5 separate regions of the Homo sapiens genome follow, and regions 1, 3, 4 and 5 are each linked to region 2. The links are chromatin loops, found by intact Hi-C in ENCODE. Cell type or tissue: GM12878. All regions are shown on one strand. Links, peaks and the distances in the headings refer to the core of each region. The heading gives the core; the rest is flanking DNA.

Region 1 (4,802 bases), core at 248-4,247, 96 kb before region 2:
ATACACAAAAGATTATTTGGCTCACAGTTTTGGAGGCTGGGAAGTCCAAAGGCATGGTGCCAGCATCTGCTTAGCCATCTGGTGAGGGCTTTCTTGTTGCATCACACCATGGCTGAAAGCAGAAAGGCAGGTGACAAATGAGACAGGGAGAAAATGGAGGTCAAACTTATGCTGGAGTCCTCTCCCTCAATAACTAATCCACTACCCTGATAACAGCATTAATCCGTTCACAAGGGCAGAACCCTCATGATCTACACCTCTTAAAGGTCTTACCTCCTAGTACTACCCCAATGGCAATTAAATTTGACCATGAGTTTTGGTGGGACATTCAAACCATAGCAAATCCCATGTTTTCTTTTAAGAGTTTTGTAATTTTAGCTCTTTCATTTCAGTTGTCAGGGAAGCTACAGATTACCTGTCCCTGTGTAAGTTCTCAGTTGAGACAAGCCCCTGTAACAAAAGCAGATCAACAAGAAAAAAACAAACAAGTTTATTAACACATACAGTGAACACCATGCAGGAAAAACCTCAATGAAAAGTAACTCAAAGCAGTTGCTTAGAACTCTGGCTTGTATCGCATCTTCAACAAAGAACAATAAATTTATAGAGAAATGACAGGACAAAGGAAGGCAATTTCCTTTCGGGGTAGGAAACAGTGGGAAAATAACTATATGGGGGTAAACTAATGAAGTAACGTTTGTTTGCAGATTCTTCTGGTGCTTTCTCTGGGTGAATAGAGTCTAGAGTTGTGTCCAGTAAACGAGAATTTATATCCTACCTTGAGGCAGAAAAGGGGAAGACAGCGAGAGCTTTTTCCATTTGCTGCTTCTTAATTGCCTTCAGTCACAAAATAATTGATAATTGTTTTAATATAGTGTGAAATAGTAGTTCAAGTTCATTCTTTTGCATGTAGAGATCCAGTTGTCCCAGCAGCATGTTTGGAAAGACTTCTTTTCCCCATTGGAATTGTCTCGGCAATCTTATCTAAAATAAATTTATATACATGTATATATTTATATACATATATACACATGTATATATGTGTGTGTGTGCAGGATTTTTAAAAAAACTTTTATTGGGGTGTGATTGACATACAAAAAGCTGTACATATTTAATGTATGCAACTTGATGAGTTTGAGGCTAAATATACATCTGTGAAATCATTACCACAATCTAAACATACCCATCACCTCCAAAACAGTTTCCTCCTACCCTCTATATTTATAATTATTTGTGTATGTGTGTGTGTGCATGTGTGTGTGTGTAGTATGTGATAAAACATAAGATCTACCCACTTAGCAAATTTTTAAGATGTAATACAGTTTTGTTAACTATAGGTATTATGTTATACAGTAGATCTCTAGGACTTACTCATCTTTTATAACTGAAACTTTGCAACTTTTGGCTAATAGCTCCCTATATCCCCCTTTCCCCAGCTCCTGACAACCACCATTCTACTCTCTGCTTCTACAAGTTTAACTATTTTAGATTCCTTATGTAAGTGGCATCAAGTAGTACTTGTCTTCCTGTGTCTAACTTGTTTCACTTAGCATAAAGTCCTCTAGGCTTATGCATGTTGTCACAAATGGCAGGATTTCCTTCTTTCTTAGGGCTAAACAATATTCCACTGTATATATATAACACATTTTCTTTACCCATTCATCCATGATGAATATTTAGGTTACTTAGGTTCATGCTGCAATGAACAGGAGTGCAAATGCTCTTTGAAATCCCAATTTCGATTCCTTTAGATATATACCCGGTAGTGGGATTGCTGGATCACATAGTAGTTCTATTTTTAAATTTTTTGAAGACCCTCCATAATGTCTTGCATATGTAGGCTGGCTTCTAGACTGACTGTATTCCATTGATCTATGTGTCTATCCTTATGTCAGTATCATGCTGGCTTGACTACTGTAACTTTGTAGTAAGTTCTGAAGTAAATGTGAGTCCTCCAATTTTGTCCCTCTTTTTAAGGATTCTTTTGATTATTCTGGGTCCCTTGCTTTTCCATATTACTTTTAAAGTGCATATATCTTGTTCTTCTGAAATTATTTCATTTATGTGTTATTTCTGGTTATATCATCCAAGTTTGTTTATTTTTTTCACTCATGATTGCTTTATCTTCATTTCTTTCTCTTTAAGATTTTTAAAAATCTTTCAGACAATGAATTTGGGTTCCAAAGTGACTAGCTTGTCTTTTAATATTTTAGCTAAAAGCATTTTAAATTTGTGTGGTATATGTGTATATTTTGTGACTGAATCTTCTTACATCCTCTTATTACAATTTCATTTAATAAGTGCTTCACCGAAATTTAATTAACATAACATAAAATTCACCCTGATAAAGTGTAAAATTCAGTGTTTTTAGTAAATTCACTCAGCTGTTGAACCATCTAATTCTAGACTGTCTAACTTCAGAACATTTCATAACCCTCCAAAGAAAATCTTGCCATCTTAGTTTTTGAAAATTTTTTGGCAAGCTTCATTCTTGACAACTTCTTCTTTTTTTTACTTTGGTAAAACCACCACCTTGCCTTGAGCTATTTGCTCATTCAAAACTAAAGTTTATTTAGGCCACTTGATATGATTCACCTTGTCTCTAGAGAAATCTTAAAACTTTTTCAAGGAAGTGGTCAATTATTTACATAAACTTGAAAAGGCTTTGCTTCTCATCACTTCAAACACAAGGCTTTGAGAATTACCCATTTGATTTGCTACTTTGCAAATTCACAAATAACTCTATATTTGAACATTTAAATTGTTTGAAGTGTTTGGGGAAACAATTTACTTCCTGGCTCTATATCCTTTTTAGTTATCTCTTCCTTTTATGTAAGAACTGCATTAATAGATGACTTTCAAGAATATTATGAGAAAAAATAGTGAAAGTAATTTAAGCAAAGTATATTCTGTACTCAATTCTACATCAACAATGAACGAACCTCTTGTCCACAACCATTTAAAAACACTCCATTGAACTCAGATGTAAAAGTTTACTGAGTTATGTCAGTGGAAACTTTGCCAAGAACAAACAAAACAATGAGGCCATAACTGGAGAATGTTCTGTTCTCTATTTTTTTTTTTGAGACAGAGTTTAACTCTTTCATCTGCCGCCCAGGTTGGATGGAGTGCAGTGGTGCAGTCTCGGCTCAATGCAGCCTCCATCTCCTGGGTTCAAGTGATTCTCCTGCCTCAACCTCCCAAGTAGCTGGGACAACAGGCCCACCACCACGCCCGGCTCATTTTTTGTGTTTTTGATACAGATGGGTTTTCACCATGTTGACCAGGCTGGTCTCAAACTCGTGACCTTGGGATCCACCTGCCTGGGGCTCCCAAAGTGCTGGGATTACAGGTGTGAGCCACTGTGTCTGGCCTATCCAACTATTTTTCAAAGTCATCAGAAAAGCCTTGATATCCGTCATTCACTATAATGCAGAAAAACCTCACATTTTGAATTTAGGCATACCTGGGTTAGAATTCCGCTAAAGAGCTGAGTTAGCTTAGATAACATATAACAACGGTAAACCAAAAAGTATCTGAAACAAGTCACAATCCATTTAGAAGTTTTTTTTGCCAAGGTTGAGGATGCACCCAGGAGACAGGTCTGTGCCTTTCTCCAAAGATGATTTTAAGGGCTTCAATAATTTAACCAGGAAAAGCAAGCTGGAGAAGGAATAGAGAGGGTATGGGCATGTGACTGAACTCACATATTGCAAGACAAAAGGATCAGGTAGGGGAATAGTCAATTATGTATTTGTCTTGCCCTCAGTGGATCCACACTTTACACAAGATAAGGTGAACATGTTACCAGTGGAAGGTGTCCAGGAACAAAGAGTTGGACAAAACTCACAAATAAAGCAAGGAAAGAATGAAGCAACAAAAGCAGAGATTTACTGAAAATGAAACTACACTCCACAGTGTGGGAGCGGGTCTGAGCATAGGGGCTCAAGAGCCCCGTTACAGAATATTCTGGGGTTTAAATACCCTTTAGAGGTTTTTATTCGTTACTTGGTATATGCCCTATGGAAACGAAGGGGATGAAGTGAAGTTACAAAGTCATTTACTCAGTGTATGCCCTATGTAAATGGAGAGAATATTTCCTGTCATAGCTGAAGCATTTCCACTTGATTTACGTCTAGGAAGTCATTAGGTTCCCTGCCTCCAGACCCTATTCTCCTGCCTCAAACACAGAGTGAAGATATTTAATATTTTATCGTAGCTATCTGCTTAGGAACAAAAGGAATGGCAGGTGCTTGCATGAGTCAGCTTTCAGCTTAATTTTTCCCCTTGGCGTACTGAATTGGGGTCCCAGGTTTTTATTTTCCTTTCATACAACAGACCTCCACTTTCTGACCCTCAGCTTTCTCATCTGTATGTGTAACCTGACTTCTTCCAGACCTCACCAGCTGGAGATGTAGATGAAGTCAGCTATAGTTTGAATGTTTGTGTCCCTCCAAATTTAATGTTGCAATTTATTCTCCAGTGCAACCATATTAGAAGGTGGGGCATTTAGATGGTGATTAAGTCATGAGGGCTCCACCACAGCAAGAAGGTACAAGCCTCACCAGACACCAAACCTGCTGGCACTTTGAAATTGGACTTCCCGGTCTCTGGAACTGTGAGAAATAAATTTCCATTGATTATAAGTTACCCAGTCTGAGGTTTGTTTTTGTTTTTGTTTGAGACAGCGTCTCGCTCTGTTGCCTAGGCTGGAGTGCAGCGGTGCCATCTCGGCTCATTGCAGCCACCACCTCCCGGGTTCAAGCAATTCTCTTGCCTCAGTCTCCTGAGTAGCTGGGATT
Region 2 (4,802 bases), core at 316-4,315:
AGTGGGTAGCATGTTCCAGTTGTGTACCCTATCTTCTCCTCTTGGCTGGCAAACAGAGCAGCCCTTCCAGTGTATAGGTGCTGATTAAATTCATGTGTGGTCCACTGATTATCACAATCAGGGCACTCTTTTTCGGACTCTCCTATTATGGCCTTGGTGGCTCTGCTGCTGACTCTTTCTTGTCCTAGATTTTTACAGATGGTCCAAATATTATTTAGTTTACTGAGATGTGCAGCTTGGCAGGCATCAAAATATATGGAGACGGGCCCTTTATGCGCGTAAGTGAATACTTGCGTTTTGTTTACAAGTTTACTGACCCCAGTTTCTGTGGGGTTTGTATATGATGGCATTAGGGGTTCACCAAATTTGGACTTCAAATAAGAAGTCATAGGGCAAGAACTCTGGGTCATAACATATTTGGGGCTGCCCGTTTCCAGGATCACAGACTGAGTAATTAGTCTGGTTATAAACAACAAGTTCCTGTATGAGTCCCTGTACACTCATAGTAGGTCTGGTATAACAGAGTTTTAGTCACACCTTTTCCAGACCAGGCTTCTATCATACAGTGATGACAGTCATCCTGGTCCCCTTTTATAACCATAGGTGAAAGTGTCAGTGGCTTCAGTATTACTAATATGATTAAACTTATACTATGCATGGGCACCTTTCTGGGCAACAAGCTTGGCAGCATTTGCAAAGATAACATGACAGCAAAATAATTACTACAAGTAAGAGTATAACTATGTTTGTAAATTTAGTCTACATTTACTTATGTATCATTGACTTCCTCAGGCTTCAGCCATGCATAGACTAGTCAGCTTCCATTTGTGTGACTAGAACAGGGCTCGATGTTTCCTCAAGCTTCAGCCGTGCGTGGACCAACCAGCCTCTGGTGTGGTTGAAGCAGGGCAGTTGTCCTTGTCAGCAGTGGCTTGGTTTCACCACAGGATCAGCCATGTTGAGTGGTCTGGGTTTTGTTGACTTGTCCACTGGTCCTGGGTGGTGGCTGCTTCTGGTTTCAGCCGGCTATGATGAACCCAAGGTATGATACCTGCAACTTTAACAGCAGTGGGAGTAGACAAGATCACAATATGGGGACTATCCCATAAAGGCCCTAAAGTGGTTGGGTTCCATTGTTTGACCCAGACAGAGTCTCCAGGTTAGAAGGGTTGTACTGCATCTGTGAGGCTAACAGGTATTCTTTCTCTTACCCATCCTTGCATTTCCTGCGAGACCTCACCTAAGGCTTGCATTTGCCTTCTTAAGGTTAATTCCCCAATTTTTTAAATCCCCGTTTATCTGAGTTATGATCAGGGTGTCGGCCAAACACTATCTTATAGGGTGAATACCCAGTTAATTTAGTAGGGGTGCACCTGACTCAGAGAAGGACCATGGGCAGCACCTGATCCCATCTTAGATGAGTTTCATGGCAAAACTTTTTTAACGGCTGTTTGAGTGTCCGGTTTATTCTTTCAACTTTCCAGAACTCTATGGGTGATAAGCTGTATGCAGTTTTCATTTGATTTTTAACCTCTGTGTTAGCTGTTGTACTATTTCTGCCACAAATGCTGGGCCATTGTCTGATCCTAAAGTTAGAGGCAGTCGAAATCTAGGAATAATGTCCTTTAGTAAGATTCTGGTTACTTCCCGAGCTTTCTTTGTCCTGGTGGGAAATGCCTCAACCCACCCTGAGAAAGTGCAGACAAACACTAGCATGCACCGGTAGCCTCCGGTTCGAGGCAGCTCAGTAAAGCCCACATGCAGGTTTTCACAGGGTGTAGCTCCAGTTTCTTGAATCCCTGGGGGCCATGTTGGCCCCTGCTGTGGATTGTTTGGGGCACAAGTTAAACATTACTCATAAATGGCTCGAGTGATGGCAGTTAGGCTCAGCAATAGAAATGCCATCCTACAAGAGTCTCTAATGCAGTTTTTCCCATATGTGTTCCTTGATGAAACTGTTTTATGAACCAGGGGCTATTGCTTCTGGGATAGCTGGCGAGCCTCCCATTTGAGAACTTCCACCAACTTCCTTTCTGGTAACTTCCACTTTCCTGCTCAAACCAAGCCTTTTCATTAGAGGAGTAGTTAGGGGGTTCTGTAAGAGGAAGCTCCAATAAGGGCATGGTAAGGGTTTCCTCTTCCTTCTTAGTTATCGCTGTCATTGCAGCTCTTTTGGCTTCTCTTTCTGCCTTTCTGTTTTCTCTGGCCTTGTCATGTCCTCCTGTTTGATGCCCTTTGCAATGGATGACTGCTACTTCTTTTGGAGCCCATACAGCTTCTAAGAGCTGCTCTATTTCCTTTTTATTTTTGATTTCCTTTCCTTCAGTAGTTAACAATCCTCTTTCCTTATATATGGCTCCATGGGCATGCAAAGTGGCAAAGGCATACCTTGAGTCAGTATAGATGTTTACCGACTTTCTTTGGCCAAAAGCAACACCCTAGTGACAGCTATTATCTCAGCTCTTTGGGCTAAAGTTCCGGCCGGCAGAGGGCAGGTTTCAGCTGCTGAATTCAGTGTTACCACTGCATATCCAGCCCAACTGATAAACCTTTAGATATGAAGCTGCTTCCATCAGCAAAGTATTTAACATGTGGGTCTTTTAAGGGCTAGTCCTTTAAGTCTTTTCAGCTTGAGAAAACTTCATCCACAGTTTCCACACAACAGTGATACCCTGGGCCACACAATGGGGGCTTTCCATGCTCCGCCCATTCTATCAGCAGCAGTGTGGCCGGATTTAGAGTATTCATAGTCTCCAAGGTTAGGTAGGGGATTTCACACAAAAGCCCTTGATATCTTAACATTCTAGGGTTAGAAAGCCAGCAATGTCCCCTCTGCTCCATCAGAGTGACAACCGTGTGGGGCACCCAAATTATTACCATTCCTCTGTTGTTGGGACAGTAAGGGTCTTTATCATGGCTTTTCTTTGACCTAGATTTAGAGTCATGTGCCCTTCTGGTATAAAGGAGATTTGTGCTTGCAATTTCTGGAGGAAATCTCTTCCTAACAAGGGCACCGGAAAATTTGGCATTCATTCTTCTAGTGTCCCATCTGCTTGCATCTCACACATTGATCTCCCTTAAGCCTAAGTTGGCCCTCTTGTCCTGGCTTAGCTTCCTGGTTTTACCTAGTTTGTCCTCTATCATGACCGCAACCACGACCACATCCTCTCACAAAACCAGTTTCTCTTCCAACTAAGGCCACCGCCAGCAAGTCTGCCTTTTCCTTAGCTCTGCATCTAGCTTTTCTCTTGGCCTCCTCCTTCTGATTTACAAACACCTTAGTAGCCACCTGGATAAGCTGGGTAATATTCACACCTTCAAACCCTTCTAACTTCCGATGTCTTCTTGCACCTGGCTTACAAATGCCACATTAACCATACACTGATTACCCGCAGCCTCTGGGTCAAGTGGCATGTAAAGCTGGTAAGCCTCGCACAGCCTCTCATAAAATTCACCGGGACTTTTATCTGGCTTCTGGCGAACCTCTGAGACCTTTCCGATATTGGTGGCCTTTTTCTCTCCAGCGTTTATTCCATTTAGGAGTGCCTCTCAATACTGCTGCAAACTTGTAGCCCTTGAGCCTGGTTAGGGTCCCAGCCTGGGTCAGCCTCTATCAGGAGTGCTTGTTGTGTATACTGCCTGATATCTCCTGTGCTTGAAGATGCATTTTTCTCCAGCCACTGGAGAGCAGCTTGTATAACTCTACGGTGCTCTTCCATATTAAATAATGACAGAAAAAAATGTTTACAATCAACCCAGGTAGGATTGTGAGTTAGGAAAATGGACTGCATTAGATCTATAAGAGCCTGAGGCTTCTCTCTATAGGAGGGAGTATGTTGTCTCCAATTTAAGAGATCAGTAGTAGAGAAGGGCTGATAAAAGAAGAGCTGTTCTCCCCCTTGGACTTCATTCTGTGCATTCAAATAAATTTGTCCCCATGTTTCTCAGAGTGGCATCTGCATTGCTTGGGCACGGACCGACCTAAGGCGGCCGACCTCATCACCCTGGAGTTCCTCCCTTGGCTTTTCAGTCAAGGGCTCTGGCTCCTCTCTGCGTGGTGTTGCCTGAGGGGTGCTTCCTTCTGAGTCTGAGTCTCCGGAGGCAGCCGGGGCAGCCTTCTGTCTAAGCTTTGCCAGAGGTGGATAAATTGGTGCATAGTGGGGTGGAATTTCTAACTCTTCAGGCGGGGCCTGTAGGACAGGTTTTTACTGCTTTTCCTGTGACTTTTCTTTTTCTGATGCCTTGCAGTTTCTTTCTATTGTTCCTGGTTTTGTCTTGGCCGTTAGAGTCTTACAGTAGATCTCAAAGTAGGCCTGCAGCCACTTAGGGAGGGTCTGAATTATACTTAGCCAGGAGTCAATATACGGAAACTGATCCAGGTGCCCGGGCTGTTCTCCAAGCCTGGTGACCACCCGAAACACTCGGCCAATTATCTCCCTGTCTATTGTCCCCTTGGCTGGCCACCCTACATTAAAAGATGGCTATTTTATCTCAAAAAAGTTCTCAGTTTCTGTGAAGTTAGCTTAACCCCATAGTCACCATTAAAACTTTTTTTAAAGTTTTTCAGCACGCACTCCAGTGGAATAGGCTTTGACGCTTTTCCTCCTGTTTCCTCCCTTGTGATGCACTTTCACTCTCACTTTCACTCTTGGATCCACCAGACTGGGTCCTATTACAGGAGGTTCGGACACTGCTTAGCCAGGAGCATGCCTTAATTCCTGTCACAGCTAGCTGCAGCTGTGGAGCTGGTCCTCTGGGCCGTATGCAGTGTCCTAGGTCTGGTTTTTCCCACACTCGCCTGG
Region 3 (4,802 bases), core at 227-4,226, 90 kb after region 2:
TGCACCAAAATCTCAGAAATCACCACTAAAAAACTTAGTCATGTAACCAAACACCACCTGTTCCCCCAAAACCGATTGAAAAATAAACAAACAGTTGGTTACAGAAGTGGTCCCAGGAGGCAGACTCCATTATGAGATCTGGGAAATTGATTACCCATTTGGCCAGTTGCAATAAGGACCCCCCACCCAAAGCGTGGCGGGTAGAGAACTGATACTCTGACACATTGTAGAGGTCAATTGTCAAACTGTTCAGCGACTGGAATGAGACAGCACTGGGAAACGATGTGCTGGCTCAGGTGTTTGAGAGGTATGATGGGCATCAATGTTAGAAGGGCTATGGAACTAGGGAAACCTGATTGACCTAGGGGGACTGGCTTCCCTGCAGAAGTGGCTGCAGTTCAAGCTGACACTAAACGGTGAGTTTGCATGTGAGGGGAGGGAAGGATGATCAGAAAAGAGCTTTCCAGTCAAAGGAAACAGCATATACAGAAGTTCTAATGCAGAAAAGTGCCTGGCAATTAGAGGAAGGGCAAAATGGCCAATGAATCTCTAGAGAGTGGAAGCATGGCTGTCAGCGGAGGCTGGGGAAATAGGCAGGGGACAACTCACAGCCATGGCAGGATTTGTCTTGTCATTTTAGGAGGAGTGATAAACCATTGAAGGATTTGAAGCAAGGAAGCTACAAGATAAGATTTAACTTTTAAGAATCTCTTTGGCTATTTGTGAACTGACTGGAGGGAATAAAAATTGAAATGAAGAAAGCAGCTGCTCAGGGCTGTTGCCGTTCTTATACTGGGATGTGACTGCTCTCACTAGAGCCTCATCTACTCATTGAGCTACTAAACCACCTTCTTGGTGATGGAAGGCCACATCCACCTCCTGACACCTACAGAAATGATCTGGGCAATTTTCCTTTAGTTTAATCTCTGTTAAACACTAGAATGTGGGCTCGGCAGTAATAGAGACTTTGTTTGTTGTATCACTGCTGTATCCCCAGCCCCTAAAACAGTGCTTGGGCCTTAGAAGATGGCACTCAATAAATGTCTGGTGAGTCATTGAATAAATACGTTTTATTTATTTATATGTATTTTTAATAATATATATATTGAGACAGGGTCTCACCCTGTGGCCCGGGCTGGAGTGCAGTGGTACAATCACGACTCCTTGCAGCCTCAAACTCCTGGACTCAATCAACCCTTCCACCTCAGCCTCCTGAGTAGCTGGGATCACAGGCATGTGCCACCACACCCAGCTAATTTTTGTATTTTTTGTAGAGATGAGTTATCACCATGTTGCCCCAAGCTGGTCTGAAACTCCTGGGATCAAGTAACCCTCCCACCTTTTCCTCACAAAGTGGGATTACAGGTATGAGCCACAGGGTCTGGCCTGAATAAATGAATTTTAAAGGAAATACTCCCAATCAGAGTGGAGCAAGTTTCTGAGGATTATTCATGCCTTGAAATCAATAAGTGTGAACAAGGCTCCAAGGGGAGGGAGCAGACCACAATTAAGCAATCCATAGCAACTCACCTATTTATTATATTTATATGGTGGATAAGTAATGGAGACAAACAGGTGTTGCGTGCAGGTTGGGAGATCTTAATGAGACTGGCTGAAGATAAACTTCCCAGGCGAGCTGTAACCTTGTGCTGCAAATAATTTCATTCAAAGTAAGAGCAGCTGGCATGTTTCGACACAAACTGGTCACCGACCCTTGTTTTTCAATTCCTATTTTTTTGTTTTGTTCTTTAATGGAAGAATTTTGGTGTTATTGTTGAATATCATCCAAACCAGCTGTGAAACCCAAATGATTTCCAGTCCTTGCCTGTAGGTCTGGACCTGAAAAAAAGCCTATCAGCTCTTGAGTGACAGGGAAATGTCCTGGCAGCTGTGTTCCTACTCCTGAGCGCCGTTTTAGGGCTGAGACTAAAGCTAAGAGCCGCACTTGAGACCACTCATCTCTTCAAACCTTTCTGTGCTGCTCAGAACCGAAAATCAATTTTATGTAGGAACAGTATGTGATTCCATATTGAGAAGGCCTGTACAGGTGAGTCTGTGCCCTCTGTCATGGCTGTAAACCAGGACATTGCATATTCATGCTTAAGGAGACCTGGCAGGACACCCAGACTGAGGAGCATGAGAGAACAGTGACACCCAGTGGCTAGCTGGCTGCATCTCCAATGTGCTGGGCACAGAGATGGCTGAGGGTGGAGCCCACTATGCTCCAGATCCCAACTTCTGCTTTTTGTCCTTTCAAGCTGGAGAACCCTGTGAAACTCCAGGAAAATTCTAATTGCAGACCAGGTTCTACCAATAATATTTATCCTTCCATATTCTCTGCTACACTTTTTACTTTCAGGATAAGCACCTATCTCTTGCTAGAGTTACTGTGTTTTAAATTGCATCATAAAATTTAATAAATGTTCATGTTCAACAGTTGATAAAATATAAAATTCCAAAATTCCTTTTTTTCTAGTTTTTCAGAATAAAGTTTGTTATTCAGTCAACAAATGTTTACTGTGTACCTACTAGGTGCCAAGCAGTTAATAAAACAGAAGTTCTTTTTTTTAATTATCATACTTTAAGTTCTGGGATACATGTGCAGACAGTGCAGATTTGTTCCATAGGTATACACATGCCGTGGTGGTTTGCTGCACCCATCAACCCCTCATCTACATTAGGTATTTCTCCTAATGTTATCCCTCCTCTAGCCCCCCAACCCCCAGCAGGTCCTGGTGTGTGATATTCCCCTCCCTGTGTCCATGTGTACTTATTGTTCAACTCCCAATTATGAGTGAGAACATGCAGCGTTTGGTTTTCTGTTCCTGTGTTAGTTTGCTAAGAATGATGGTTTCCAGCTTCATCCATGTCCCTGCAAAGGACATGAACTCATCCTTTTTTATGGCTGCGTAGTATTCCATGGTGTATATGTGCCACATTTTCTTTATCCAGTCTATCATTGATGGGCATGTGGGTTGGTTCCAAGTCTTTGCTATTGTGAACAGTACTGCAATAAACATACGTGTGCATGTGTCTTTATACTAGAATGATTTATAATCCTTTGGGTATATACCCAGTAATGGGATTGCTAGGTCAAATGGTATTTCTGGTTCTAGATCCTTGAGGAATCACCACACTGTCTTCCACAATGGTTGAACCAATTTACACTCCCACCAACAGGGTAAAAGCGTTCCTATTTCTCCACATCCTCTCCAGCATCTGTTGTTTCCTGACTTTTTAATAATTGCCATTATAACTGGCATGAGATGGTATCTCATTGTGATTTTGATTTGCATTTCTCTAATGACCAGTGATGATGAGGTTTTTTTCATGTTTGTTCAACATAAATGTTGAAGCCACATAAATGTCTTCTTTTGAGAAGTGCCTGTTCATATCCTTAGCCCACTTTTTGGTGGGGTTGTTTTTTTCTTGTAAATTTAAGTTCCTTGTAGATTCTGGATATTAGCCCTTTGTCAGATGAATAGATTGCAAAAATTTTCTCCCACTCTGTAGGTTGCCTGTCCACTCTGATGATACTTTCTTTTGTGGTGCAGAAGCTCTTTAGTTTAATTAGATCCCATTTGTCAATTTTGGCTTTTGTTGCCATTGCTTTTGGTGTTTTAGTCATGAAGTCTTTGTCCATGCCTATGTCCTGAATGGAATTAGCTCGGTTTTCTTCTAGGGTTTTTATGGCTTTAGGTCTTATGTTTAAGTCTTTAATCCATCTTGAGTTAATTTTTATATAAAGTGTAAGGAAGGAGTCCAGTTTCAGTTTTCTGCATATGGCTAGCCAGTTTTCCCAACACCATTTATTAAATAGGGAATCCTTTCCCCATTGCTTGTTTTTGTCAGGTTTGTCAAAGATCAGATGGTTGTAGATGTGTGACACTATTTCTGAGGCCTCTGTTCTGTTCCATTGGTCTATATATCTGTTTTGGTACCAGTACCATGCTGTTTTGGTTACTGTAGACTTGTAGTATAGTTTAAAGTCAGGTAGCGTGATGCCTCCAGCTTTGTTATTTTTGCTTAAGATTGTCTTGACTATAGGGGCTATTTTTTGGTTCCATATGAAACTTAAAGTAGTTTTTTCTAATTCTGTGAAGAAAGTCAATGGTAGCTTGATTGGGATAGCATTGAATCTATAAATTACTTTGGGTGGTATGGCCATTTTCACAATATTGATTCTTCCTATCCATGAGCATGGATTGTTTTTCCATTTGTTTGTGTCCTCTCTTATTTCCTTGAGCAGTGGTTTGTAGTTCTCCTTGAAGAGGTCCTTCATGTCCCTTGTAAGTTGATTCCTAGGTATTTTATTCTCTTTGTAGCAATTGTGAATGGGAGTTCACTGATGATTTGGCTCTCCATTTGTCTATTATTGGTGTATAGGAATGCCTGTGATTTTTGCACATTGATTTTGTATCCTAAGACTTTGCTGAAGTGGCTTATCACCTTAAGGAGAGTTTGGGCTGAGATGATGGGGTTTTCTAAATATACAGTCATGTCATCTGCAAACAGAGACAATTTGACTTCCTCTCTTCCTATTTGAATACCTGTTATTTCTTTCTCTTGCCTGATTGCCCTGGCCAGAACTTGCAATACTATGTTGAATAGGAGTGGTGAGGGAGGGCATCCTTGTCTTGTGCCAGTTTTCAAAGGGAATGCTTCCAGCTTTTGCCCATTCAGTATGATATTGGCTGCAGGTTTGTCATAAATAGCTCTTATTATTTTGAGATACGTTCCATCAATACCTAGTTTATTGAGAATGTTTAGTATGAAGGGGTGTTGAATTTTATCAAAGGCCT
Region 4 (4,802 bases), core at 501-4,500, 480 kb before region 2:
TAGGTAAACGTGTGCCATGGTGGTTTGTTGCACAGATCAACCCATCACCTAGGTATTAAGCCCAGCATCCATTAGCTATTCTTTCTGATGCTCTCCCTCCCTGCAAAGCCCTCTGACAGACCCTGGTGTTTGTTTTTCCCCGCCATGTGTCCATGTGTTCTCAGCATTCAGCTACCACTCATAAGTGAGAACATGCAGTGTTGGTTTGCTGAGGATAATGGCTTCCACCTCCATCCATGTCCCTGCAAAGGACATGATGTCATTCCTTTTTATGGCTGCATAGTATTCAGTGGTATATATGTACCACATTTTCTTTATCCAGTCTATCATTGATGGGCATTTGGGTTGATTCCAGGTCTTTACTATTGTGAATAGTGCTGCAATAAACCTACGCATGCATGTATCTTTATAATAGAATGATTTATATTCCTTTGGGTATATACCCAGTAATGGGATTGCTGGGTCAAATGATACTTCTGGTTCCAGGTCTGAGAAATCATCACACAGTCTTCCACAATGGTTGAACTAATTTACACTCCCACCAACAATGTAAAATGTTCCTTTTTCTCCACAACCTCACCGGCATCTGTTGTTTCTGTATATTTTTAATAATCACCATTCTGACTGGCGTGAGATGGTATCTCATTGTGGTGGTTTTGATTTGCATTTCTCTAATGATCAGTGATGTTGATCTTTTTTCATGTTTGTTGGCCGCATGAATGTCTTCTTTTGAGAAATGTCTGTTCATGGTCTTTGCTCACTTTTTAATGAGGTTGTAAATTTGTTTAAGTTCCTTGTAGACTCTGGATATTAGACCTTTGTCAGATGGATTGATTGCAAAAATTTTCTCCTCTTCTGTACGTTGTCTGTTCACTCTGATGATAGCTTCTGTTGCTGTGCTGAAGCTATTTAGTTTATTTAGATCTCATTTGTCAATTTTTGCTTTTGTTGCAATTGCTTTTGGCGTTTTCATCATGAAATCTTTGCCCCTGCCTATGTCCTGAATGGTATTGCCTAGATTTTCTTCTAGAATTTTATAGTTTTGGGTTTTGCATTTAAGTCTTTCATCCATCTTGAGTTAATTTTTGTATAATTTTGTTATTTTTGTATTAATGGAGGTTTTATTATTTTTATTTTGAAGATATAAGACCTATTTAAAGACTATATACTGTCATTAGATAGATTATTCCTATGCTTTAAAAACATAGAATTACAGGGCTTTCTGGATTTTTAATCCAATATTCTGCCCTTTGCTAATAATATACAAAAAAATTCCTCAGGAAAGTGTCATTTTCTATATTATTCTAAGAAGTTTTTGGGAAGGAAACAAAGAATATTTTCTAGATTCATATATCTTTAAAATTTTTTAATGTTTAAAAGTGAAGTCTTTTTAATACAATTGCACTTCACCTGGCATTATAACACCTAGTATCTTTTGTTAAGTTGTCTTTTTGTAAAATCTAGAAATAATCATCATAGTTCATATGAGTATGGCATCTTAGAGTTTTCCAAATGCCTTCACATAAAATATTTCATTTGATCTTTCTATCATTTCTAGTGAGGAAGATAGGGTAGGTATTTCTACAGCCACATCTGGATGAAGGAACTAAGGCTGAGGGTTGAAATGACTTGTCCTAGATCCTGATCACCTAATTAGTGAGTGGCAGAGCCTGGACATGACTGCACATCACTTGCTAACAAAACAAACCACCACCACCAAAAGCCTTAAGTAGAACTAGAAAGTAAGCAAAAACAAAAACATCTTACTAAAATATCAAATATCATGACCACCTTCTTTTTTTTTTTTTTTTTTTTTTTTGAGACGGAGTCTCGCATTGCTGCCCGGCTGGAGTGCAGTGGTGCAATCTCGGCTCACCGCAACCTCCGCCTCCTGGGTTCAAGAGATTCTCCTGCCTCAGCCTCCAGAGTAGCTGCGATTACAGGTGCCCACCACCATGCCCAGATAATTTTTTGTATTTTTAGTAGAGACGGGGTTTCACCATGTTGGCCAGGCTGGTCTCAAACTCCTGACCTCGTGATTCTCCTGCCTTGGCCTCCCAAAGTGCTGAGATTTCAGATGTGAGCCACCTTGCCCGGCCCAGGACCACATTTTATTCAAGATATTATAACAAGCTTTCCACCAAAAAATAAATAAATAAATAAAATGGAAAGACAATGTTAAGAATTTTGAATTTTATAGATATTTTCAAGTGCTTGGAATTACCAAAAGCATAGAGAGTAGAGCCAAATAGTTTTTAAAATTTGAAATGATTAGATTATTAATATTGGAAGGATTTTGTGTCCCATTTATTATCATTCTTTCTCTGCCTGCTGGAATGTGTTTTGTGCTGCAATCCGAGTGAAGTTTTAAGATCTACCCAGAGGCCAGGAGAGGGCAGTGTGAGCTCACAAAATAGAAGCCATACTTAACACACTGCTCGGCCCTGGCACTGCCTGGGTGTCATCTCATATTCCAATGTTCGCAACGATAGCAAAAAAAAAGTCAACACAATAAACTCCAAAGGAAGGAAGGAAGGAAAGAAGGGAGGAAAAATTATAAACCCTCACTATTGAATGAAGATAACATGAAAGAGTAGGAAGAAAATATTTTCAAATACTTGTTGGATATGGACTCTATGCTAAGTGCTACAATGAAAGAGACAAAATCCCTATGGTGAAGGAGAGACATGAAGAAACCAAACTCTGTTTTCAACTGGTCACATTCTTTGTGGCCTCGTTTGTTAATAAAATAAATACTTACTATCAGATGTCATACAAGGACTCATCTGGTCCCCAAATCCTGCAGGGCTTAGATGGCAGTGGCCTGGTGCAAAGGAAAATTTAAGCCCCCAGGTTGAAAGAGAATGGCAAACATGCCAGTGTTCATGCATACCCGATATAGTACATACCTATGAACAATACATTTCCATTGTTCGTTCTGTCAAGGGCTAGAAGAAAATATGCTCATGAATCTAGAGAAAAATTTTATTAAAAATGATCTTATTATTAACTGCAGTATTTTCTATTCCTATAATCCTACCATTCAACTTAGTTCATGTCCCCAGCATCTACTGAGGACCCTCTACGCTGAGCAGGGGAATATGGCAGAGCCTGTGGGAGGCACAGGAGCAGGGGAGGCAGTGGGATGAAATGTCCAAAGGTGGTGACAAAGTTGTATAAGTTATATAATAAAAGGAATACATAAAATGTCCAGCAAAAAAAGACATTGCTTCTGCCTTAGGGTGTTGGAGAATTGAGGAGTGATCGAGATGGACCTTATGGGATTTTGATGGCGGCAGAAGGTGGGATAGAGATTTGACAAGTATGAGGGGAATTTCAGGTAGAGGAAACACAGAGGTGGAGGTGTGGGGTATGTTTGGCGTGATAGTGAGAATCCATCTCCAATGCCCAGAGGACAAGGCATGGGATAGGGAGAGAATGGAGAAGGAGTGGCGTTCCGGTGGGGAAGGGACAAAGGGAATAGAGAGAAGAGGGATGTGGCACCTGGAGAGCCTTGAATGCCGCGTTAATGAATTTGGACTACACGTTCATGGGCTTACTGTTTATCCTCCAACAAGTCCCCAAAAGACTGGGAATGCATTCTGTAAACCAAGGGGAGATGGGATATTGCAGAGCAGATATGTCTAGGTTTTATGTGCATGCATATGTGTATGTGTTTTGTGTGTGACTATGCAGATCTGATCTCGTGGCTAGGTGGCTGCATCCACGAGCACGTAGCTCTCTGACAAAGATAATGAGAATGGCGATAGCTAATTAGAATATTAGTGTCATAGATACTGTGAGCAAGCAGACAAGAGGCAGCTTTGTTCCAAGAGAGCCCTTTATTAGGAGTTGGCGGCATTGGCGAGATTGCCATGCACAGCAGCACCAATGCAAGAAGACATTAATTTCGCTTCTGCTGTTTCACAGACACTAGGTGGAAATCAGTTTCTTCCAGTGAAATATGTATGTTCTGTTCTAACCTTCTGGTATTGTATTCGGTATCAATATTCATTTCAGAAATATTAGATTATTATGAATGATAAGACATTTTTCCCCTAAAAATAAACTTCCTTGTGTTATTCACATGATATATAGGCAGAATTATTTGGTTTGGGACTCAGATAAATGCTGTCGGGAAAACATGAGAAGATAAAAATTTTGCCCACGCTTTGGTGGCGCTAATGTATTTTAGCTGGAAAATCGTCTGGGAATTGAAATAGAATGTTGGAGGTATCCAAGGTTACATATAATATGAAAAAATGTATAAAAAGAAACTACATTTGTTCCTCTCCCATAGTTTTTGAATATGTTATTAGTCCAATGGATCTTGGTAATTTCAGTGACAGATACTTATAATGATTTAACCAAGCCTGAGAACCTATCTGCAGAAAAACATGCAGTCTATCATGTCACCTTCATTTTCAGAGGAATTTCTCAGCCTTGAAACTCAGTAGGCCTAGGTTCAGAACCCTTGCCTGAGACTTCTAGGAAATAATGAGCCACTGTATACCTCTAAGGTGTGTCCCCCTAAAATGTTCCTTTCCCGTGTTATACTTTCTCTTTCATTTCTACATTTAGGACAGTGGTCATTTTCTAACCAGATGATGACTTTAGAAACACAAATTGTGGTTTTATTTAACATTGCAGGCAAATCCTGTAGACCGTGATCCCATAAATACGTGTTCATTCTGACTAACCCAAGATAGTGTGGTTAGAGGAAACCTTTGAAAACCTTGTTTCTTAATATAAGCAAAAATGGGAGTCTTTTAGTAATGAAAATTTGCAGTCAAATTCCATTT
Region 5 (4,802 bases), core at 369-4,368, 200 kb after region 2:
TGTGACACTTGGGAAGCATAATTACATCATTCCTTCTACTAGGACCAGTCCATGCTTGGGCTGCATGGACTATAAGACCTCATTTTGCTTTGTGTACTGCTATCACTCCTATTCATCTTAAGAAAACAGTCATTAGATGTGCTTAATTGCCTCAGCATTTCGTATCCAGGGAACGGCCTGCACCCACTTCTTTGTCATCCAGATAATGATCGCAGTTGCACAAGGTGTGATGAAACCAGGCCCAGATCATGCGTGCAACTCAACAAAGACAACAAGCCAATCCATGGACAGATACTAAAATATTTATACCATACAGTGCTTAGGAAGGATTTTTCAGGGATGGAGACAAGAGCAAAGCCCTATGAAGTTAGCGATGTTCAGCACACAAGCTCACCCATCTCCCCATAGTGCTGCTCCCGTCCCAGAGGGCCTACGGAAGCCTGCAATACTCCCTCTCCTGTCTCCCTTTTCCCCAAGATGGAGCCTGGGGACTCTGCAAGGTCAAGGACACCAGGCAATCCCCAGCCAGAGACCTTGCTAGCCTCCTATTTGCTGCCACATAAAAGCAGCCTTTTCTAAGGCCAGACACCAACTCCCTCCTCCACCCCACGCGCTACACACAAACTTTCATCACCATGAATTACCTGGCAGTTATTAAGTGAGTCATATGGCACACAGAGATAGAGTATGTCAGAGGTAAACGCAGACGTTTTCCAGTGACTAGGCTGGGGCCAGCCCTCTGGGCAATTCAGGAACTCTCTGGACACCCAGTTTCTGCTTCAACACTAAACAGAGGCCACCACCTTCGTTACCCTCCTCACCCACCCTATAGCTTACAACCTGATGGGCAACCATATTTGGGTATAATCAAAGGGCTGTATCCTAGTCCTTTGTCTGTCTGTTACCAGCCAACGGCGTGACCCCAGACAAGTGTCACTCTCTCAGCCTTATTTTCTTCTTTTGTAAAATGAGGAGTGTGTTTGATGGGATTCCTAACGTCCCTTCCAAACTAGCATACTAGTTCTAGTTCTTCCGACCTGATTCTAACGACCTCTCTTCTCCATGACAACCCTTCCAACATTTAACTGTAGTGTTCAAGTCATCCCTTCCTCTGCAAACATCCCCTTCCCTTCCACACGTCCCTGTCACTCCTGGTTTCCAGATCCCTCTCTGCTCTGGTCATCCTCCTCTGGACGGGGGCCAGCTCATCAGCTCGGTTCAGATAAGGGGCACAGCAGAGCTTGCCTGGGACTTCTTCCAGAGCACCTGCTCATTGCCAGAACCAAGGCTGACTCAATTAGAACATCTGGTCACCTTCCCGTCCCCTGGCGCCTCCTCATCCTGTGGCAAAACCACTGGCTTCACAGATATAGTTAGATTTAAATTATTAGCCATTAGGAAAAGACAGAAAGGTACCCGCTGGCTAGGCATGGTGGCCCAAGCCTGTAATCCCAGCACTTTGGGAGGCTGAGGCAGGAGGATCACTTGAGCCGAGGAATTTGAGACCAGCTCGGGCAACATCATGAGAACCCCATCTCTACAAAAAAAAAAATAGAAAATTAGCCGATGTGGTGGTGCACACCTGTAGCCCCAGCTACTCAGGAGGCTGAGGTGGGAGGATCACTCGAACCTGGGAGGTTGAGGATGCAGTCAGCCAAGATGGCGCCACCGCACTCCAGCCTGGGCGACAGAGTGAGCAAGTTTTTGTTTTGGCGACCCTGCCTCAACACAAAAACAAAAGCAAAAAGTTACCCGGTAATGCATAACCTCATATTTTCCAAGGCATTCATTTAAGGAAAAAGAAAAACATGAAGAAAACTCTTTGTAATAAGTGCTGTGAGGCGCCTCAGCTCCTCAAACAGCAAGTCCCAGCGGGGAGAAAGCCATGGCTTCTGCAGTTACAGAAAAAGCACCCACTAGGCTAGGTGAGCACAGCCAAGAAGATATTGCTGCCACCGTGTGGCGACAGTTGTTATATTACCTCTGTCCAGCCCCGGAAGGACTTAGGGATGAACGGCTGAAGAAAATACGTATTGGCTGGTTTCCATAATTAGGAATCCTGAGACCGAAAATTAATGAAGACAGCACACTTGACCAAAATGTCACCAGATTGGTTCTCCTGTCTGCATTCTTCTCATCTCTCAGACCACTCACCTTCCTCCCAGCCCTCTTTAACATCGGGAACTAAATGTGCTTTGGACTAGACCTTGCGGCATGACAGTCATCCCTATGGTAGCAAGTGTGGCAGCATCTGACTGCCAATCTCCGACTCCCACCAGAGTGGGGAGTGATTTCTGAACCACAGAACCCATCTTTCTATCTCTCTCTCTCTCTCTCTTTCAGTTCTTAACCTTCTGTTACGTTCCTGGGACAGATCACATGTGTGAACCTTCTTGTCTCTTTGCCCCTACATGAAGGGGGTGTAAGCAGTGGCTAACTGAAGGGGGTGTAAGCAGTGGCTAACACCCTTTCTTGGTCATTTTGCACATCCCTTCAAGCTAGTTAGCTTAACCCCCTGGTCCCGTGCCCCAACTAACACCAATGTAGAGAAAATGTCTTTGTCCATAATCTAAGTGGAAGATGGAAATCTGACTTCCATCTCTGCAGGAAGATGAACTGCCCCCTGCCCCCTTTTTAATAGTATTATGGCCACAGATTGCTGTCCTGTGTGATCTCCACCAAGAACTCTACCTGGAGATCTCCAGGCTGGATGGTGGCTCCAAGGAGGCACAGTCATGGCATAGTGGCTCTAGGGGTGCACACCACAGCTTCCTATGGTAGGTCCCTCCAGATTCGGACCCTATGTGCCTGTGCCTGTGTCTATGCCGGTCAGCAGCATCATCTTCTTCCCTCACAGATGTGTCCCTTTTCCTTCTGCATGCCCCACTGCAGGGAAGTAGAAGGTTGGAGGACCAATGTACAGGAGCAGGGGTGACTATGTGTATCTGATCTAGTGTAATCCCTGGGTGTGGTTCTAGGAAGTTTGTCAACCTTAAACTAATTTACTTCCCTATCACTAATTCACGAGTTCTATTGACTGAACAAAAAGTGCAAAAAAAGAAGGTAGTGAATTCATCAATCATAGAAAAGGGCTATATTAAGCTTACTGTACAGCTCAAACTGATATTTACCTAAGCACCTTCCCCAGACAGCTATAAAAATAACTGTTGCCATCACAAAGAGAAAGAAAACGACCTAACTGTTCTGGTTAAAAGGTGATGAGGGGCCAGGTGTGGTGGCTCGCGACTGTAATTCCAGCACTTTGAGAAGCGGAGATAGGCAGATCACCTGAGGTCAGGAGTTCAAGACCAGCCTAGCCAACAAGGTGAAACCCCCATCTCTACTAAAAATACAAAAATTAATTGGGCGTGTGGCACATGCCTGTTGTCCCAGCTACTTGGGAGACGGAGGCAGAAGAATTGCTTGAACCTGGGAGGCAGAGCTTGCAGTGAGCTGAGATTGCGCCACTGCACTCCAGCCTGGGCAACAGAGTGAGACTCTGTCTCAAAAAAAAAAAAAAAGAAAAGGAAAGAAAAGAAGAAACAAGGTGATGAGGAGAAATCATCTAGAGAAGGGAAAGAGATGGAAACATAAACAAAATGAAACATACTAAATATTCACTACATGATCTGGAGCAGAGGATAGAATCACCTGCACATCACAAACCTGTACTTTCTGAGGAGAAGGATTTACAAACTAACCCATTCCCAAGTGAGGCTGCTTAGCCACATGCAAGATGTAGCGTCATGGGAATTCATCCGGGCAGTCGCCTCCCAGGTCTTGTGAGCGCCACCATCCTGTTCTGGTCCCTCGTGTGCAGTGAGGCACAGATAGATATATGAAATTTCTAGAATAAGATCTGGAAAGAGCCACATCAAATGGTGACAGTGGTTACCTTGGGGAATGGAGGTGGGGAAAATAAGAATAGAGAGAGATAATTAATGGGAACATTAACCTATTACATCTTTTTTTGTTTGCAAACAGAATGTATTCATTTATCACTTGTGTGATTTTTTTAAACACATTAAAGATATTACAAAATCCAGTAGAAGGAGTATGGACGTAAGTTGTACTACTTGGCCTACCTGGGCCCCAGCTCTGTCTATATCTTACTGGTGGGTCTAGCTTTGGGCAAGACACTAAAATTCTTGAGCCTCCATTTCCTCATCTGTAAAATGAAGGCATTAATATGTAACTCACAGGGTTGCTGTATTGATTGAGATTATAATAGCAACTGAAATACAGTTGGTCCTTAATAAATGCTTAAGAAAAGAGAGATCGTGGTTGGACACGGTGGCTCATGCCTGTAATCCCAGCACTTTGCGATGCCGAGGGAGGTGGATCTCCTGAGGTTGGGAGTTCGAGACCAGCCTGACAAACATGGTGAAACCCTGTCTCTACTAACAATACAAAATTAGCTGGGCATGATGGCACATGCCTGTAATCCCAGCTAACCGGGAGGCTGAGGCACGAGAATCACTTGAACCCAGGAGGCAGAGGTTGCAGTGAGCCAAAATCGCGCCATTGCACTCCAGCCTAGGCAACAAGAGCAAAACCTGTCTCCAAAAAAAAAAAAAGAAAGAAAGAAAGAAAGAAAAAGAAAAAGAAAGAAAGGAAAAAAAAGAAAAGAGAGTCCATTACCCAGATCAGAGGTGATGAAGGCTTATAAAGATGGTGGCAAAGAAGATGAAAAAGAAGAGAAAGATGGGAGAGACATTTCAGAGACATGACAGAAATGAAGGCGATTTGCCAACAAAGCCAAGGCTTAGGACCCTGCACCCCCATGCTATCCCAAGCTGACC

What was found. Peaks named below come from ENCODE experiments on the same cell type or tissue, not always from the same donor. Only the 100,000 strongest peaks of a DNase experiment are listed, where the experiment ranks them.
Region 1: a loop joins it to region 2, with 3 times the contacts of the local background. A loop is called at or near these places in 5 of 110 quality-filtered maps.
Region 3: a loop joins it to region 2, with 7 times the contacts of the local background. A loop is called at or near these places in 5 of 110 quality-filtered maps.
Region 4: it touches region 2 in a loop (4-fold over the local background); 2 of 110 quality-filtered maps call a loop at or near these places.
Region 5: a loop joins it to region 2, with 13 times the contacts of the local background. A loop is called at or near these places in 6 of 110 quality-filtered maps.

The regions. Positions count from the first base shown.
Region 1 is chr6:137,259,770-137,264,571 of GRCh38, reverse strand. No RefSeq gene overlaps it. Among named protein-coding and RNA genes, the nearest start is that of IFNGR1, 43 kb to the right of the region's middle. In GM12878, for the core only: no CTCF peak of the experiment used is centred there; a DNase peak (open chromatin) is centred at 2,641; H3K27ac peaks cover 1,048 bases.
Region 2 is chr6:137,163,905-137,168,706 of GRCh38, reverse strand. All of the region lies in intron 1 of IL22RA2 (interleukin 22 receptor subunit alpha 2), which reads left to right. Among named protein-coding and RNA genes, the nearest start is that of IL22RA2, 7.3 kb to the left of the region's middle. In GM12878, for the core only: a CTCF peak has its summit at 2,494 (motif pointing right); DNase peaks (open chromatin) are centred at 490, 2,190, 2,626 and 3,096; H3K27ac peaks cover 3,912 bases.
Region 3 is chr6:137,074,070-137,078,871 of GRCh38, reverse strand. No RefSeq gene overlaps it. Among named protein-coding and RNA genes, the nearest start is that of IL20RA, 32 kb to the right of the region's middle. RefSeq lists an enhancer at 2,017-2,226. In GM12878, for the core only: a CTCF peak has its summit at 2,159 (motif pointing left); a DNase peak (open chromatin) is centred at 2,121; H3K27ac peaks cover 358 bases.
Region 4 is chr6:137,639,280-137,644,081 of GRCh38, reverse strand. No RefSeq gene overlaps it. Among named protein-coding and RNA genes, the nearest start is that of LINC03004, 24 kb to the left of the region's middle. RefSeq lists an enhancer at 2,461-2,510. In GM12878, for the core only: a CTCF peak has its summit at 2,388 (motif pointing right); a DNase peak (open chromatin) is centred at 2,427; H3K4me3 peaks cover 57 bases; H3K27ac peaks cover 237 bases.
Region 5 is chr6:136,965,481-136,970,282 of GRCh38, reverse strand. No RefSeq gene overlaps it. Among named protein-coding and RNA genes, the nearest start is that of NHEG1, 25 kb to the left of the region's middle. In GM12878, for the core only: a CTCF peak has its summit at 1,959 (motif pointing left); a DNase peak (open chromatin) is centred at 1,942.